Linked DNA regions of Mus musculus: region 2 is linked to region 1. A link is a loop called in an ENCODE intact Hi-C map of the cell type or tissue named here. Cell type or tissue: heart. All regions are shown on one strand. Links, peaks and the distances in the headings refer to the core of each region. The heading gives the core; the rest is flanking DNA. Region 1 holds the start of Exoc3 (exocyst complex component 3). Region 2 overlaps Ahrr (aryl-hydrocarbon receptor repressor).

What was found. Peaks named below come from ENCODE experiments on the same cell type or tissue, not always from the same donor. Only the 100,000 strongest peaks of a DNase experiment are listed, where the experiment ranks them.
Region 2: it touches region 1 in a loop (1.9-fold over the local background); 3 of 42 quality-filtered maps call a loop at or near these places.

Annotation. Positions count from the first base shown.
Region 1 is chr13:74,204,611-74,213,797 of GRCm38, reverse strand. It overlaps Exoc3 (exocyst complex component 3), which reads left to right and starts at 5,098. Exons shown (of 13, transcript NM_177333.4): 1 at 5,098-5,140; 2 at 6,701-6,891. The coding sequence starts at 6,718. It overlaps Ahrr (aryl-hydrocarbon receptor repressor), which reads left to right. Exons shown (of 11, transcript NM_009644.3): 11 at 1-2,680. The coding sequence ends at 141. In heart, for the core only: no CTCF peak of the experiment used is centred there; a DNase peak (open chromatin) is centred at 5,107; H3K4me3 peaks cover 2,236 bases; H3K27ac peaks cover 1,507 bases; H3K27me3 peaks cover 993 bases.
Region 2 is chr13:74,254,852-74,264,038 of GRCm38, reverse strand. It overlaps Ahrr (aryl-hydrocarbon receptor repressor), which reads left to right. Exons shown (of 11, transcript NM_009644.3): 4 at 6,470-6,567. Among named protein-coding and RNA genes, the nearest start is that of Ahrr, 33 kb to the left of the region's middle. In heart, for the core only: a CTCF peak has its summit at 3,618 (motif pointing right); a DNase peak (open chromatin) is centred at 3,998; H3K4me3 peaks cover 1,158 bases; H3K27ac peaks cover 1,051 bases.

The DNA.
Region 1 (9,187 bases), core at 587-8,586:
GCTCCTATTGTTAAGCGTGAGCCTCTGGACTCACCATCATGGGCTGCTCCTGGTCAGGTGACTGTGCCCAGGATGTTCCCTAAGAGTGCCTCTAAAACTGTGATCCCATCCAAAGGCTCTGATGGAATTTTCCTACCCTAGAGTTGCTCCTCTGCTGGAAATTCAGTCCTTGGATAATGGAACATGATCAGAGATTCTTATAGTGACCCTCTTTACAGAACTCAGTGGGTGAGGCTGAGATTCCCTGTGTGTAGCCTAGCAGTAGAGCATTCTGAATCACATAGAACATCAGAGGATTCTCATGCATAAACCTCAATCTGTTCAAGTGGACAGCATTTCACTTTGAGAAATTAAATGTTTAAGGAAGTAGCTAACAGTATTCTATGCTGGCCAGGGCTCAACTGATTGTCAAAATGATGTGTTCCTCGTGTCCAAGCTTGTTACACCTCCTGCCTGTATGTAGCAGGAATTCAGAGGCTCTTAATCAAGACCCGAGGCTGTACTTTGCATAATGATAGTCATGGAAACACCATGGTATTTTTGGTGGGTCGCTGAGTATGGTTTATGTGCCGGTGTCTCTGAGTACATCATATGGTAGAGGCCAGGAACCAGGGAAGCACAACACACAGAAAAGGATGAGGCCATACTGATGAAGAGGCATTGCCCTGGCTGTTGTCTTACAGGGCTTCCGGTAAGAGCAACCGTTCTAGCCCAGGGAGACTTAGGGACAAAAAGGCAGCCACTATTTGTTTTGAATTGTAAAGACAATGCAATCTAATTGTAGGAAATGTGGATATCGTGTATAAAACAGAAAGGAAGAGTCACCAGGAACTGCTGGCAAAATGACTATGGCTGGGGGTGCAGTTGAGAATGTTCCAAGGAAGGGCTTAAACTAGAAATCCTGCTCCATTAGCACAGGATCCACTAAACAGGTAAAAGCCTGCTGCGCTCTGCCTGTCTGTTTGGTTCAGTCTTTCTCAGGGATGAACATCCATCTCTGATGCTACTTCCCCTGAGGTCTTAGGAATGGCAAGAATGGCTGGAAAGGCCTTGTGGCTAATTCTGCTAGGTAGTCTCTTCAGCATAGATTTTCTTTCCTTCACCTATGGCTCCAGGGTATCACTGCTCAACCATTGGCCAAGTGAAAGAAGCTGTCTGGCGATGCCTATCACCTTATCAGAATCAAGTTGGGTGGGCAGGACTAGGTCTTCTGCCCAGGTTTGAGCTGCTTGGCTCTCAAGAAGACTCACCATGGGACCAGGATACAACTGAAGATCTCCTAGAACTGAGAATACTCACTGTGAGAGCCCTGGACCTTGTGCTCTCTCTGTCCTTAGCCCACAGAAGATTTTCAAAGGGCAAGATGGAAGTTGTGCTGTCATAGATGTAAGGCATGCTTATATGGCCACTCCAGCTTTCCTATTACCTAATGTCTGAAGCCAGGATGGTGTCCCAGTTCTTACCCCTGTGCCTAGCCTCCTGTCTCCCTCCTTTCCTCAAACTACACCAGTTTATACATTGCTTATGCATTTCTGCCAAGCATAGCATACCTTGTGGGTATTAATGAATAACAGCAGGTAAAATTTGAGTCTTCCACAACACTTCCTGTTCTAAACACATGCCTAGCTCCTAAGGGCAGGACATGCTCATACCACTCAAGTGTCTTCCAATCTAGTATTTCTCTCTGAAAGTCCTTAGTTATGTTCCCATTCTAAGTCATACTCATCATGCTACACACTTCCTACACAAGGAGCAGGGGACACAGTAGACTGTTATGTTTCAATGTATACAATATTTACCAAGTTTTCTGGAGACAGTGAAAAAAAAACCTAGGGAAAGGGACCATGAAGATGGAATTCAGAGACAGTATTAGACCAAGTGGCATGAATCCCAGCACTTGAGTGATTGAAACAGAAGATGAGCAGTTCAAGCCTACATCAGACCTTGTCTCAAACAAAATAAAACAAAATACATTACTACATATTTACCATCCCCTTGCTACGTAATCAAAGAAGAGCTGTGTCCCCAGGGAAGTCCCTATGTTCTCTGCCCAGGTACTCTGAACCTTTCAGATGTACCTCATCTGCACCCCTGCTGGGATGACTTACCAAATGTGGAGCGTGGGCAGCTCTCCAGGGCCCTGGGCTTCCCTGCAGGTCAGGCTTTGTGGACACTTGAGTTCTGCACTTGGATGTCATTTTAGCAGATTTTGTGTTTTGGGGGTACCACACCCTATGGCAAGCTTGGATACCTGGTGCCAATGCTGTCTAATGAAGATCAAATCTCCCCAACTTGCACTTTTGCTCATTCATCACAAATCTCCAGTCAGCTTGCACAGGAAGCGAAGAGAGGTTGTTCCTATTTTAGCATTTCACCATATACACTAACTACAAGTTCATGGTTTTTTGTGATAGCTAGCTTTTGCCTATATGGCTAAAAAAAATATCAAAAATTAAATGTAGTGAGAGATGGGCTGGGGAGGAATAAATACAAAGTGCCCTTATATTTGCAGATTCGACTGGGGGAAAGTCCTCAAGAACTTTAGGCATACACTACAGTGCAGCTGTCTGTGCTGTTTTCTTGGTGCTCTGTTTTAACAGAGAATCCAGATGCATTTCTCATGTGGTGGTTTGTACTACATTTGCAAAACTTGTGTAAAATAAATCTCATATTTCTATGTATTTAGTGTGAGATTGTGTGCCTTTTCCTTCAGAGGGTGTTTTGGATTCACGTTCTAGGATTGCAGAAGGGGATAATAAATGTGAAAGTAGAAAGGTTGGAGTTAAGGGTTGGTATTGGGTCCTCCTCTGCTCTCACGGGGGTGGGGTGGGGTCAGGAGCCTCCTGTGCCCTAGGACATCCCAGAGCAAGGCAGAGCAGAGGGATCTTTTCACCCAATGATATTTTTATTCTGCAATAGATACATTTTAACCTTTTTTTCTTTATGGCTCATGTACTTTGTATTTTCACAACAGTCTCTGTGGCTTTTGACAAAACCTGGGAAGTTGATGTTAATGTCACCATCCACAAATTTTTTCAGGCTTTAATTGGCTATTATGAGAAAACTTCCTCCACTACTAACCCCTTTGTTTCCTTATGTTTTAAATTTTCTCTTTTAACAGTTTCACCTTGCTTAATCCACTTACCTGCACTCATCTGAACATATTTGTACTTCCCACTCTGTTCTTAATTATGCATCAAGTCTCCCTTTTCCCACATTCTCTTCGGTCTGAAATCCTCTATGCTCTCTTCCTTGTCTCTGTTCTACTTGTTTGGAGGCTACAATTCTATCTCTTTGGTGCATATTTAATAACATCTACTGTGTAGCTCATCAAGAAGTCTGGCCTCTGAGAACATGAACAAGTTTTGGCCACATTAAGACTCACTTCTATTAAGATTGAGGGGGCCCAAAGAGCCCTTCTGGATTTTCTTTGCCAAAGGCTAGGCCTTAGCACTACTCTTCACACTGAAGAGGAGGAATCTGTCCCAAGTGCAGTGTCTTTGGCAGCCTTCTCTACTTCAGGGCCTAGCATAGCCATGTAGCCTTCTAGCCATCCCCAGGATAGATTGGTTCTGTTGTGTTTCTGGACCCACCTGTTCACCAAGGAAGCTCTAAGGTGATCATCTGGGTTTCTAGGATTCTCCATATGCTCTTCACCTACTTGGAACCCATGCCTTCTCCTTTGTGTGGGCAGGTGTAAAAATGGCTTTGGGGCTACTCTCCCTGCTTCAGGGCTGCAGAACCTTTAGTCACTGCTTCATTTTTTTTTTTCTTTCCCTACTTTGGCTCTGGTCATTCCTAGGCCTACCTATGAACTTACTTGTACACTCAAAAGTATCCTGAGCTTTGTCACTCTGTGGCTTACCAAAAACAAAAGCTGAGATTCTTATTTTATTTATTTAATTGAAAGGAAACAAGCTGAGTCATCTACTGAAGCAGTTCACATCTAACTAGGCTAGTTAACTGAATTCGTTAGGGAGCACCATGACTAAACACTCCACTATATAGTGGGCAGCAGGAGATTAGGGTTGGATATAAGGTAACTAAGGAAAACCGCAGCTTTGTCTTGGTAGCTGTGCCTCCCCACTTTGCAGTTAAACATTCATGAAGCTGAAATTTCTCCTGTTTTGTCATAAACTAAGGGGTCAGGGCACTTTCCCAGTTGCAACCCCTACACTAAGGGAGGGTCTGCATCTTTAAAAGACTGACTTCATCATATAATTTGCATTGTGGTTATGACAGGTTACCTATACTGTTCTTTCATTTACTGAAGATTTACCCCATCATCCATTGGCTTGGGAGAGCCAGACTTTGTAGTGATGTTATGGATAGGCACACAACTCAACAAATGTATGCAGAAAAGGTGAAAAAAAAAAAACACAACCAAACCTGTCAGGGTAGGGTTGTCATACCTGATGGGTGAGTGGAAGAACCTAAACCCCGCCAAAATTTACTAAAAGTTCGTAACAGTGTGGGGAAATCTCTGTATCTGCAGAGGTAGAACAAAGTTTCTGGCTGTTCTAGGTACCGGGGCGACTCGATGCTTCACTGCTTCCTTCAGCTGGAGTAATTCCACCAGCTGCTGTTTTGCTCGTGGTTTTGTTTTCTTCGCCGCTTCTACGTGCTACGCGAGCAGCTATCAGCAGGCAGCCCACTCTCTGTGGCACTGTCCTGAATACTTGAAATCTACTTGCTGTCAGAAACCTCTGGGGGATGAGGGCGAGGACAGCAAGAAGAAACAAATATACGAAATATAAGTAGTGGAATCTTGAATACAAGACACAGTAAAGATATGGAGAGGTGTGGAGAGACTAAGGTAGCTAAGGGGAGGAACTGAGCAAGGGCAAACCTAAGTGGTTAATCCGGAGAGAAAGGGTGGGTACAATAGGTGCTACTTAAAATAAGAGGGTCGGGAGAGCGCCAAACGTCAGACGGCGGAGCCAGGCCTGAATCTGTAATCCCTGATCCTGAGTCTGTGTCACCAGAAGCACAAGTTTCCTAAGAGTCTACAGAAAGATCGCCCGTACAGCGCCTTCAAGGTTACCCAGAGCCCATCCTTCCGCCCAGACGCCGGAAACGGAAGTGACCGCGTTGCACACTTCCGGTCCGGCTCCGGGAGGTGGCAGCGGCGTTGCGGACGGTGAGGAAGCTCTGCTCTGACAGCCTTGGGTGCCTGTGCGGTGGGCGGGGCGCTGGGCCCTCGACTGTGGCACAGTGTACCCCTTAGTGGGTTTGTCCTTGGCGAGGGACAGCATCGGCCGACGTTTCTGGCGGGATGCGACACCCTCTAGTGCGGGTCCCTGGGCGGGTTTGGGTTTGTCCTCGGTGTGCGTCCCTCCCATCTCCTTGGTCGGGGCTGCTTCTACCCTCAGAGTTCCCTTTTGCCCCAGAGGCCGGAAATCTGACAGTCCTCAAGCTGCCATTGGAAGCAGATTTGGTGGCGATCCAGTACAGTTTTTTTAGTTTTTGATTCTCTGTGTTCAGGTTTATGAGTGGACTCTTTCTTGCAAAGCTTTTTTGGTTTTGGGTCAGCTTTCCTTTTGCATCTGGCTTGTAACACTGCCACAGGAGTGCCTTTCACCTGTCAGCTGGAGTGGGGGACTCCATGCCAGAGGGATGGTTTGGTATTATGTTTAATACCTAGTCCTGTAAATAGAATTATACAAGTTTTAATGTTTTGGGAATGCTGAAGATAACATGTCAAACTAAAGCAAAAGAAAAAAAAAAAAGCCCGCAGTGAATCAGTCCTGTTAGAAGTGGTTGTGGAATCCTCTTTCTGTGGCCTGCTCAGATTTCCTGTCTGGGTACGAGTAATTTTATAGTCAGAAGATGAAGATGGTGTTTGCAATGCTGTTCCACTTGAATGAAAATGCAAAGAGAGAAATACACAGGGAGAAGCTACATAACTGGAAATGTACAATGGATTTTAGTGGTTTTCTGAGACTACTTGGGAATAGAGTGAAAGATTCCAGAAGGTAGGTCTTTATCACATCTGTGGCTGTTGAGTAGCTGAAATTAAAGGAAACAGTGTTATTAATTCCCTCATTTGCTGGATAGTCAGCAAATAGCCATTGTAGGTCCATGACTTGGATAGTATTAGATATTAGACTAAAGGGTGATTGACCGGGTACATTTGTGCTTAGGGGAAACAAGCTACTCAAGTAAGGACAATAAATTACCTTTTGCTGTCTTATCTTTGTTTTTAGAAGTGTTCAAAAGTAAGAAGTGGTATCTTGGCCACCCAGAGCAATGGTAAGGGAGTATAAGACTCGTGTTTGCCCACTGGGCTGCTGCTGAAGTGTAGGTAATAGTTGTTGCCTTCCAGTGACTAACTACCCCATGGACTTGGGCAGCACTAGGGTGAGCTCCAGAAATGAAAAGCTGATCTTTTATAGGGCTAAGAATTGTGTTAGAGCTGCCTTTGACATAGTCTTAAGTCCCTGTATAAATACTCTCTGTGTGACTGTCTTACGCCTGTGAGATATCCCTGCTTCTCTCTGTTAAGGTAAAATCTTCTTAGCAATTGAATTCTAAGGATTTGCAGTTTTGTTAAGGAGTTTATGACCCAAGTTCAGCTTTCATTTCTAGTTTGCTAATTTAAATGCCATAGAAATTCTCCATTAGTTGCATGGTGAGCACATGACCTTTGCATGTGGAGTCGTCACTTCATTTTGACATACCCTCTCCTTTGTGTATATAGTGTACCTGTGGTATGACATGTGCAAAGATTCTGCCTGCTTTTTGACAATGAAGGAGACAGACCTGGAGGCTGTTGCAACAGCAGTCCAAAGGGTTGCTGGGATGCTTCAGCGCCCAGACCAACTGGACAAAGTGGAGCAGTATCGCAGAAGGGAAGCTCGGAAGAAGGCCTCTGTAGAGGCCAGGCTAAAGGTAGGAGACCATAGAAATGACGGGACTGAGCATTTGTCTTGAGTTTCTCTTCGCCACTACCCTGCTTGCCTACCACCCTATTTTATGGAAATATATTCTCAACTGAGGTTGACTCAGTCTTGTGACAAGTTAACATAAAGTTAGTCAACACAGTATAGTATATATTATGTGTGTGTGTGTACATATACACTTAAATCTAGATTCTGTATATGAAAGCCTGGTATTTTTGTCTTTCTTCTTACTGTTTTTTCAAGTTCCTTTCATTTGGACTAGCAGTTCTCATCCTGTAGATCATGATCCCTTTGGGGATCGAGCAACCCTTTCACAGGGGTCAGTCACCTAAGACCATCAGAAAACACACATTTACAGTAATGTTCATAATAATAGCAAAAAATTTAAAAAGTACATTTATGAAGTAGCAAGGAGCCGGGTGGTGGTGGTGCACATCTTTAATCCCAGCACTTGGGAAGCAGAGGCAGGTGAATCTCTGTAAGTTCAAGGCCATCCTGGTCTTCAGAGCAAGTTCCAGGACAGCTAAGGCTGTATAAAGAGACCCTATCTGGAAAACCTACCTACCAACCAACCTACCAAACAAAATGAAGTAGCAACAAACATAATTGTATGGTTGGGGTCACCACAACATGAGGAACGTGTTAAAAGGCTGCAGCATTAGTAAGATTGAGAACCACTGCTTTAGACTCTTTTCTTCATACCTCATAATCCCCTTTAACTTTCATGCTCTCTCTCTCTCTCTCTCTCTCTCTCTCTCTCTCTCTCTCTCTCTCTGTGTGTGTGTGTGTGTGTGTGTACTTAAATCTAATTTCTTTAACTCTGAAAGAAGACATGCAATATTTGTTTTTCTGAGTATGACTTATTTAATCAAAATGACCTCTAGTTTCTCTCCTTTCTTTTTTCTGCAGATGACGTAATTTCATCTTTCTTCACAGTTGGATAAAATTCTATTGTGCACTTTATCCATTCATCTGTTGATGGACTTCTAGGCCAGTTCTGTGTCTTGGCTTTTGTGAATAGTGCAGCAATAAGCACAGATGTGCTAGTAGTATCTCTTTCGCTTGTGACATAGACTCTTTTGGGTGATAGAGCTGGATTGTATGGTAGTTTTATGTTTTGAAGATACCTCCATACTGAGGCACATACTTGTGTACCATGTGCCTGTCTGGTGTCTGCAGAGGTCAGAAGAGGGCATTAGGTGCCCCAGGAACTGGGATGGATGGCTGTGAGCCACCATGTGGGTGCTGGCGACTGAAGCCAGAACTGCAAGGGCAGCAAGTGCTGTTCATCACCAAGCCATCTCTCTGCCTCCCAGCGTGTTTTTTTTAAATGATAGCCATTATGATTGGAGTGAGATAGAATATTAATGTACTTTTGTTTATCCAGCTATTCTTGCTTCTTTGATTGATGGTTTTGTGTGTGTGTGATGGTTTTAGGCAAGATCTCGCCATACACCTCTGGCTGGCTTTGTACTCCCTGTGTAGCCCAAACTGGCCTCAAATTCACAATAGTTCTTTTGCTTTAGGGCTTGAGTGCAGACTTTACAGTTGTGTGTCACCACATACACCCAGTATAGTTTCAATTGCATTTTCCTAAAGGATAATGTTGTTGAACATTTTTTCATGGATCTTATTTGCATTTCTTCTTTTGATAGCTATATGTTCAGTTTGTTAGCTTGTTAATGGAGATTTGGGGTGTGTGTGTGTTTACTTGTTTATGGGTGGTAGGTTTTAATCTCCTGTTAGATATAGAGAATGCAGAAATCTGTTTTGTAGGCCGCCTTTTCACTGTTTTGATTGTAACATTTGCTGTTTAGAAGCCTTTTTACCTCTTGTTGTCCTATTTGTCAGTTCTTAATGATTATTTCTTGAGCCTATTTGACTTCCTTTTAAGGCATCTTGCATATGCTTGTAGCTTACAATGTTTCTCTGTTTTGTTGTAGCATTTCAGGTCTTACATTAAGGTCTTTGATCCATTTTTAATTGATTTTTGTGCAAAATTAGTGACAGGAATCTGGTTTTATTCTTCTCGTTGTGAGTACTGAGTTTTCCCAGCACTGTTTTAAAGAGAGCATCTTTTCTAATTATGGTTTTGATACCTTTATCAAAAACTCGATGGTTGTAGTTGTATTTCCTTTCTTTTCTGGATCTTCAGCCTGTTCCATTAGTTGGTGGGTCAGTTTTCATGTAAGCACTGTGCTGTTTTGACTTTATTCTGAAATTTGTGCTTCTATAGCAATTTCAGGATTGTTTTCTTTATTTCATCGTTTTTACGTATCTCTTAG
Region 2 (9,187 bases), core at 549-8,548, 50 kb before region 1:
AGTGCTCTACTTCTGAGCTTTCATCCTCCACTCTCAGATCATTGTCTAAAAGTGGAGTATATATTCTTTCTGACCTCTGAGCAGGGCACCCAGTCTGAGTTGCTAGGACAGTGTTTAGTTGTGGGCTGTGGGAGTTTGGTGAGTCTTATAGGGTGCCTTACTCATGCTGATATTCACACCTGGGTATCATGAATTTATTAACTTAGTACATCTCTGACTTTAAAATATTTTATTTTAAACCAAACATTAAAAAAAAAACCTTTTGAACTCTCACTGACAGTGGAGAAGTTTCTCTTGCTTGTTTGCTGAATGTTTGAAACATTTCTTGATAAAACGTCATGAGAAGATCCAGTTTTAGCTACACTTCATATTATAAAAAGAATATAGATCTGCATTGTGCCCAAATCATGGTCTTCCCTCTTACAATGAGCTAGTTTGGGTTTCATCTTCCACAATGACAGGTATTTGAAGGCAAGGGTTCTGTTTCTCCTTTGAAGGACACATGTGTGCCTGGAGATACTGCAGAGCCTGTGGGAAGAAGCAAATGCCTTCAGCAAGTGGTTAGGAAGAGATGAGAACATGGCTGCCTTTTGACCAGTCCTCAGTGGCTCACAGGAAATGCATGTTTTGTGGTTCTTTGTAAGCTGTTTGGAAGTGTGACACTTTAATGAATGTATTTTGGAAAATGTGGAAATTATATGTCAAAGACAGCAACTTGCTGTAGTACACAACTTGGACTGTGCTCCAAATTTTTATTGAAACGTTTGGGTGGGTGTTCATTTGTATTCCTGATGTCTTTTCTTGGCTGAGGGATTGAGCAATGAAAAGATATTTTTAAATGATAGGTAGTCATCGCAGAGATTCCAAAGGCTAGTAGTTGGTAAAGTTCCAGGTAAGGCGCAGCTAGCAGCTAGGTTGAAGTGACAGGAACTTAGTTACTCCATTACACTTGTCTAAACTCTTTAGATTGCTGGAGGAGAAAACAGCGTAAAAAATGCTGACCTAATATACAGCTTGGAGCCTTGAGATCAGACACAATATGGAGATTGGGTTCCTATCTGATGCTGAAATATTGACATTTTACCCCAACTCAGCCTTGCACATTGTGGTGGTCTAAATATGCTTGGCCCATGGAGTAGCACTATTAGGAAGTGTGGCCTTGTTGGAGGAAGTGTGTCACTGTAGGGGTGGGTTTTGAGACCCTCCTTATAGCTGCCTGTGGATGCCAGTCTTCTTCTGTTTGCCTTTGGAACAAGATGTAGAACTTTGAGATCCTCCTGTGCCATGCCTGCCTGGACACTGCCATGATGATAATGGAATGAATCTCAGAACCTGTAAGCCAGCCCCAAATGAATTTGTCCTTCCTAAAAGTTGTCTTGATCATGGTGTCTGTTCACAGCAGTAAAACCCTAATTAAGACAGATGTGTATTTACTAAGACAGACATATATTTATCAGGATTCCCTAGAGAAACAGATCACCATGGGCAGAAATTGTGAGGAATTGGTTCATGTGGTCATGGAAGCAGAATCCATGGGAAACCCCAGGGAAATGGATGTCACGATCCAGCCTAAGTCCAAACTGAGAATCAGGAGCAGATGTAAATGAGAGGCTATGTTTCAGCTCACCCAGAGGCAGGAGGAAAGGGAAATTTCTCCCTCACCAACTTCCATTCTCTTCAGGCCTCAGCAGTCACGTGACACTATGCACACTAGGAAAGCCTTACCTGCCTCACTGGACCCTGATTCGGATGATACCCTATAAGCAATACCCCCAGACATTGGAAGCAGAGTGACTGGGAAGCTCACACATATCAAAACAACCTTAGCCACGGCCCTGGGTACTGTCCTTGGGTGTGGACTTGTTCACTCCAACATCTAAAGCCAGTCAACAAGGAGGATCAGACTTGTCCTTTCTAAGGACTCCTGGATTTTTCTCCCAATCAATGATATCCCACGCATGTGACAGGAATCCTCTGCCTGGATTCCTGGCAGGTCCATCAGGCTGCCTTATCATAGATGAGCACCATGCACCTCATATTTTAGTGAGACTGAGCATCCTAGATGCACAGAAGGGCTCCTTGAGTACAAGAGTGTGGAACCAACTCCCGATGTCACCATGGCAGCCTCTTCAGTATTACGACTTTCTCAGGGAACCTGTCCATAGCTAGGCAATGTCACTTCTGGAGCTTTCTCAAGATAGAGTAGCCAGGAATTCAGAAGTTTTCCTTATGATTATTTGTTCCTACCTTTTGGGATCTTCTGAATGTCCTGCCAGCAAGCTTGACAGCTCTGTACCTTGGAACTGCGGCAATGTTCCTGTAAGTCTGTGGGTCCTGACACCTTCTTCACATGAAGTAGGATGTGGGACAGGTTTTGGCTGATAGAACCTTGAAGCCCTACATGACCTTAGTACAAGACCTGAACAATGTGTCATCTTAAGTCTGTCCATCCTGTTTCTGCCCTGCTGCTTACTTGGGTCTTCGGTTCATAGTAGACTGTGGTGCTGTAGACCGAGTCTTGATGGAGAACTGTCCTTCCCAGTTCTGGGACACTAAAGCTGATTGGCTTACTGAAATTCCAGCCAAGCCTCTTCCTTGCCCAGGGGCTGAATCAGAGATTTTAACTGTCCAGGAGGACAGTCCAGCTTAAAGCCAGGAGAGTCTGGGTGAGTGTTGAGTAGAGGCATCTCACATACCCCTTCCTCTTCTTACCATCTCCCCGTTTGCTTCTTTCTCCGATCCTTTCTGTACCCCTCCTTCCTGCTCTGCTTGGGACCCACGTCTCTATCTACTGACAACCTAAAGTAAACGTTAGCTTTAGAAAACACTCAGGAAACTTTAGCCAAAATTCTGTAATATCTTTGCTCTAGTCGGCTTGCTCGGCCTTGTCTTGCTCAGGCTTTATCTCTGACCATAGCAAGCCCAGGGGGAACGTAAGTAACTATAGGAATGGCTGGCCTGATCAGACACACCACTCTGGTGTAGGAATTGACATCACTAAACTGAGAGAAAGGCATTTTCAGGCACCACCCAGGAGCAGAGCTGGTTCAGACTTCTGGTATCTCCTCCACAGAGAACTGTGCTAAACTGACACCCAGAAGTCATTAGATTTGTATGTGTGTAGCATCAACTGATGGGGTCCCAGTTGTCTGCTGAGTTGTAGAGAAAGGGAAATATGTTACTGGGAAGTTGGTTATCCAGGGTAGCCTGCACTCCCTGCATTGCTGTGTGTAGAAATTTCAACTTCCTCCATGGTAACTCTTCAGATTCTTGCTGCTCCAAATAAACTACTTTAAGTTTTCAGGAACTAAGAGAAGTGAAAGATTTTTTGGTTTCAGTTGATTGTGACCAATTGGGGACTCCTTCAAGTGTCCCTGAGAATCTCAAGAGACTAAGTTTCCTGGGGTAAGGTCCTCCTGCACCTATAGTTGTAGGGGGTAATAACTAGGGTTGACAGGAAACCGTGGGTTTAGGTGGAGCTGGGCACAGTGTACAGGAATCCAGCTCATTTCCAAGTGAGCGGCCCCAGTAGGTCCCTCTTTTTGTCAGAGGCCACAGCAGCTCAGAGCTGGTACAAACTTGTGATTGATGCCTTGAAGACAAGCCTGCTGGGGAGGGGAAGGCCTATAGGGGGCGGCGGGCCTTGGAGAAAGCAGAGGGAAGTATTGAGCAGACTCTCTGAGGCGCGTGAATCAACGCACCCCTCTGTTGGCTCTTACACACTTACTCGCTATCTCTGTGTGGGGTGCCGGTGACCTTCATAACCCTTAACTTAGAAAAGACATCCTGCTGCAGCTGACCGGCTACCGGAGCAAGGCAGGAGTTTCCTGGACCCGACCTCGAGGTGCAACAATCCAAAACCCTCCCATCCCGGTCCCACCCAGCCCCCGCCGCACCTTTGTCCCTTTCCCTCGGGTCTAGGCCCCTAACCAATTTACCCCCACGCCTACCGGGCGGGGCCCCATTCACTCGCACGCAATCGCAGCCATCGCGTGACGCCCGTGGCCGCAGGAGGAAGCCGGAGGCGCCAGGCACGCGATGGGGGTGGCGGAGTCCCAGAAGCTCAGCTTAGGCTGGACTTAGCCGCGTTTAGTGGCGGAGCTGCCTCTAGGGGTTGGAGTGTTTGGGGGGAGGGAGGGTGGCACTGAAGATCTGGTCAGATTCTGAGTTGTGCTCTAGTGGTTCAGCGGTCTGGCACAACACGCATACTGGCTCCTTGGCCATCCTAGCTTAAGTCCCCTGGAAGTCTTGTGCAATCTCTGAGGTGCTGGGAACGCTGCTCCTCTGCAGGGAAACAGACCATCAGGAAACTCTCCGCCGGGAATCTGCCCCCGCGGCAGGTGCCCACACAGGCTGAATCTTCCTGTCCTCTTCTCCTCACCCATCCCTCAATTCCAAGCTCGTGACGACAGCAGCTCATTTCACTCTTGCAGTTTCCATGGCACATTTTCCAGGGGGTTGGGGATGTTCCCCAAGGACTCTAGTGCCTCTGCTTGACTGCTAGTCTCTAAGTTCTCTATTGCCAGAGGGGAAGCAGACAGATCCTGAAGAAGGAAACAGTAATGTGGACCCCTCCGAGGCCTCCTGAAGACACATTTGAAAACTCAATGTATGAATGCTTCTGATGTGGGAGGCCCAGACTGGGGAGATAAGTGGTGACGAAGGATTGGCAGGGAGGCTTCATGGCGTCTGATTCCTCCATCCCTCTGTCCTAGAGCAGCGTTTCTTAACCTGTGGTTCATGACTCCTTTGGCAAACCTCTATCTCAAAAGTATTTATATTATAATTAATAACAGTAGCAAAATTACAGTTATGAAGTTGCAACAAAAAGAATTTTATGGTTGGAGGATCACCACAACATGAGGACCTGTAGTAAAGGGTTAGGGTTAGGGTTAGGGTTGAGAATCACTGCCTCAGAGGCATCAGAGGCTCAAGTTTCCCAGGAGAGACCTGAGTTCTGACAAAGAAATGATACCTTCTTTTCTTAGTGAAGTGAACAGAAAACCCAGTCTCACTAGTTGAGGGAGACAAGATCAAGAAATAGTGCCTTTTGAAAATGGAAGAGAAAGAAACCAGGTCCCAAAGTTCACGTCATTGCCATTGGGGTCACAGTCTCGTAGGCTTCCCTGGAGAGGGTAGCCTGTTACACAGGGCCCAGCTAAAACTCTTGCATGTGGGCAGGACTGTCTGATGTTTCCATGGACTCTATGGGACAGTGGAGGCTGACAGTCACAGAAACAACAGCTTTAGGTGAAGCTAGAAAGGCTCTAACTCTGATGACCAGGTATAGGTCTGTTGTGGGGTTGGGCAGAGTATTAAACAGTATCTGGACCCCAGAGTAGTAGAGTTTTCTGGGAGCCTGGGTAACTATTAACTTCCAAGGATGCTTAGAACCTCTGGAGACATTGAGAGGTCCAGAAAGGGGGGAGTTCAGTTTCATGGGACCAGTTGATGGTAGACTGGTAGGAACCACTCAGAAAGGGAGACATGGAGCCACAATGAAGCTCAGATTCTAGACAAGAATTGCAAAACAATAACACCACCCCTGGGCATCAGGGATTGCCAAGGCCAAGCCTTGTGACACAAAAACGATAGAACTTTGATTCAAATGCTACTTTTATTTCTGAATAATATACACAACAAACCCATCCTTTTCAGCATGAGGTGAGCTGTGAACAGGCAATGAGATTACTTTTAAGAATGCTGTGCCCTTCAACAATGGAACTTTTTGTCTGGGACTGGGTATCCTGGAGGGTAGAGGGGGAGTCAGCTTGCCATAGACTCGAATCCAGCTTAGTAAGAGAACATTGAAATTTCCATCCCAAAGCCATCGAACCAGACTTGGATAGGGGTGCCAGGAAGGTGGGCATCTTCATAGGTCTAGGAGCAGTTTTTTGAGGGGGTGAGCATCCTCAAGGGACTTCCTTTACCTCCACGTCAGGGCATTTTGTCTGCTCCCTTCCAGGGGAGATGAGGGTATGGGAGATGGGTGGACTGAGGGAGCCTTGGCCTAGCCTGGAGGCAGATGACAGACCAGCTATCTTCCAAAGGGTAACTACCAGTTTGGTATTGGGTCTCAGGAGGTACTTGCAGGGACCTTGGGATCCTTGTTCATAGAGGGGACCTGGCAGGAAGCCACACATTGTCTCAAGACTGGTTAGATGGGAGAGCTAAGAGCTGTTTCCAAGATGAGGCAGAATACTACATGAATTTGGGTACATTTCTACATTAGGCACCTTCCAGGTCCTTGCTGGCCTAGAGCTTCAACTGGCTCTACCTGCCAATAATACAACTTTCTAGGACTTCATGGTGACTCTGCATATCCTGCTTAGGACAATAACAGCCCAAGTTGGACATATAGCAAGAACAATGGGGTAAAAGCCAGGGAAATACAAGAAACATGTGACTTAAGAACCACCAGCAGGCCTGAGCTCTGCAGAGAGCTTATTTGTTCATTCTTTTCTGACAGCCTTGCAGGAGACATGTGTATGGTCAGCTCCAGCCCTGTCACCTGAAGAACACTCATACAGAGGGTTCCCCGTGCAGGAAGGACGGCTGCTGCTGGAGGTAAGTGCACACTTCATTGCAATGCCACACACGCATGCTATGTAGTGTGTGTGTGTGTGTGTGTGTGTGTGTGTGTGTGTGTGTGTGTGTGTGTGTGTGTTTCCTGAGAAGAAGCTTAATGGCACCAAAATATCTTCATGAGCTGTTTGCCAGACTGGTCTAAGACTGCTTAAGCTGGGATCTGTGGGTAGAGATCAACTTCACGATGGCGTTGAGGGTTTCATCATCCTTGTGCTAAATCTGCGCCTCATTTGTCATCCCATACTCTCCAGTTTCACTCACTGATGAAAGAACATAAATATTAAGCCATGTATTTTCCAAATTAAAGACTAAAAAGAGTCAATGTTGAGTTTCTATGTGGATCATCAGGCGTCCTGCACAAATAGGGCCTGACAATTCTTGCATCTCAAACTGGCATTCAGGCTTGATGGGAACTTCCATTAGGTGGATCTTTTTCTCATCTGAGGTGAACCCCAAGGTTCTTTGGTGTTAGGATTTCTCTGAGCTGTTCAAGCTTGGTCTCTTACATCTCAGGAGATGATCACAGCAGAACATTCTTTGACATTGGACACGACATAGGGCACAGTTGTACTCCTATGTCCCCCATCCTCACTGGGCCAGGCCCGGGATGAAAGAGGGGGAATATTGAGAGCCCATAGAAGGGATAGCACCTTTCAGGGCGACACCCTCGAAACTCTTACGTTTTTCTTTAAATTAGGAAATCTTATGCACATATACAGGAAGAAGAGGATAGCGGACAGCCAGGTGCCAGGCTCCATCCTTAGAAGGTTGGCTTCGACTTATCTGCCTCCTGGAAGGGCTTCTGCACCTCGTCTAGTGTCTCTGATACGCTTTGCTTCTTATGCTCTCCCAACTCCGCCATTTCTAGCCAATCTATGTGAACTATGGTTGAAGAACAGTGATCTGGGTCTACCTCAACCACAAGCAACTCTGAGACATTGTATTCTTGGCATTTCCCACAGCATCCAGTGGGTTCTGGGGACACCCAGGGTGCCTAAGGGAGACAGTGTCTGGGGCTTGGGTGAGGAAGCATCTCTAAGTTCTATTACTTCTAATGAAGAGTTTGTGTTTGATGAATTTATAAACCTTACACTTTAAAAAGATACACAGGATAGGCTAAATAGGTGGCTCAGAGGTTAAGAGTGCTTGCTGTTTTTCTAGAGGAACCTGGTTCAAACTCCAAGTACCTATATGGCAGCTCACAACTGTTTGTAAGTTGGAGTCCATGGAGTCTAACGTCCCCATACAGACATACATGTAAGCAAACCACCAATGCACATAAAAATAAAATAGAAAGGAATCATTGAAAAAAATTAAAATACACAGGAGTCACGTGCTCAAAGGGGCCGACACATAGCAAGCTGTGCTTGCTCAGAATACCCTGTGATCGGTTTCGGCTCTTTGTAGCTCAGTGTGGATGGACCCCAGTGGGACTAACATCTTTTTGGGGAGCACTGTCCTTCAGTTGAAGAAATGTGCAACTTTATCACTTACCATTATGTGCTAAAACAAAAAGCACATTTTAAAGCATTATTACTTTTTCCTCTGGTATTGATCTTTCTGCCACTGCTAGTAAAATCAGAGCTTTAAAGTGTATCCTGGTTTGAATTTTATTCTTAGAAAAAGGTAATTAGCAAACCCCCTTAAATATCTTTTCAATTAACATTGATTAAAACAATTCAGACTCATAAAGATCATCCTTAAACTGAATTGGAAAACACATAGCATGCACGCAGCACCCAGGATACTTAAGTTGTCTGACCCAACAGCTCTAGCTCTCCTGTTCTGTCTCCCTCCTCATGTCTGTACTTCTCTCTCTATCTCCCTTTTAGGCTCCACACCTCCACCCACACTTTGATACCTCACTGCCTCCCTCTACTCCTCTCTCCATGTCTCCAGCTGTGCTTTGTTTGGAACCAGGCATGTTATTTATGTGGATCTTTCTTTCATTCCCAGGACAGGGACTTCAAAGTACAAGGCTAAAGATGCTTTCAGAGGGTTCCCATCTCTACATGTCCTTGAGTTTCCTTGGTGTTCTCTCTCTCACTTGACGTCCTTTGGTGTGTGTGTGTGCCTACGTGCATGCGTGTGTGTGCTGAAATTTCATGGTTTGAACTAGTATTTCCTTGTGGCTGAGGGTGCCAAGCAGCCCTTCTCTGTGCCCATGTATCATATTTACCAAACTGTTCAAATCCTTTGCACATGTAAAGCTATACTTTTTGCCTTCTTACTGTTAAGTCTAGAGAGCTCATTCTGAACACCTCTCCTTTGTGAAATTTGTGAAAGTTCTTTCCTAGTCTGTGGTTTGTTTTTCATTCTCTTGACAGAATGATGTACAGAGTAAAAGTGGTTAATTGTTAATGAAGTCATTTATTAATGTTTCTTTTTGTTGGTCATGATTTTGGTGTCACATGTCAAAACTATCCCAAGATCACAAGGTTTGTCTTTTATCTTTTGTCCAAAGTTTTAAGTTATTTTTACATTTATTTATTTACTTACTTACTTATTTATGGTGTGTGTGTGTGTGTGTATGTGTGTGTGTTGGTGTGTGTTGTCAGGGCATGCTTGGGGCGGTGAGAAGACAGCTTCAGGGAGTCCA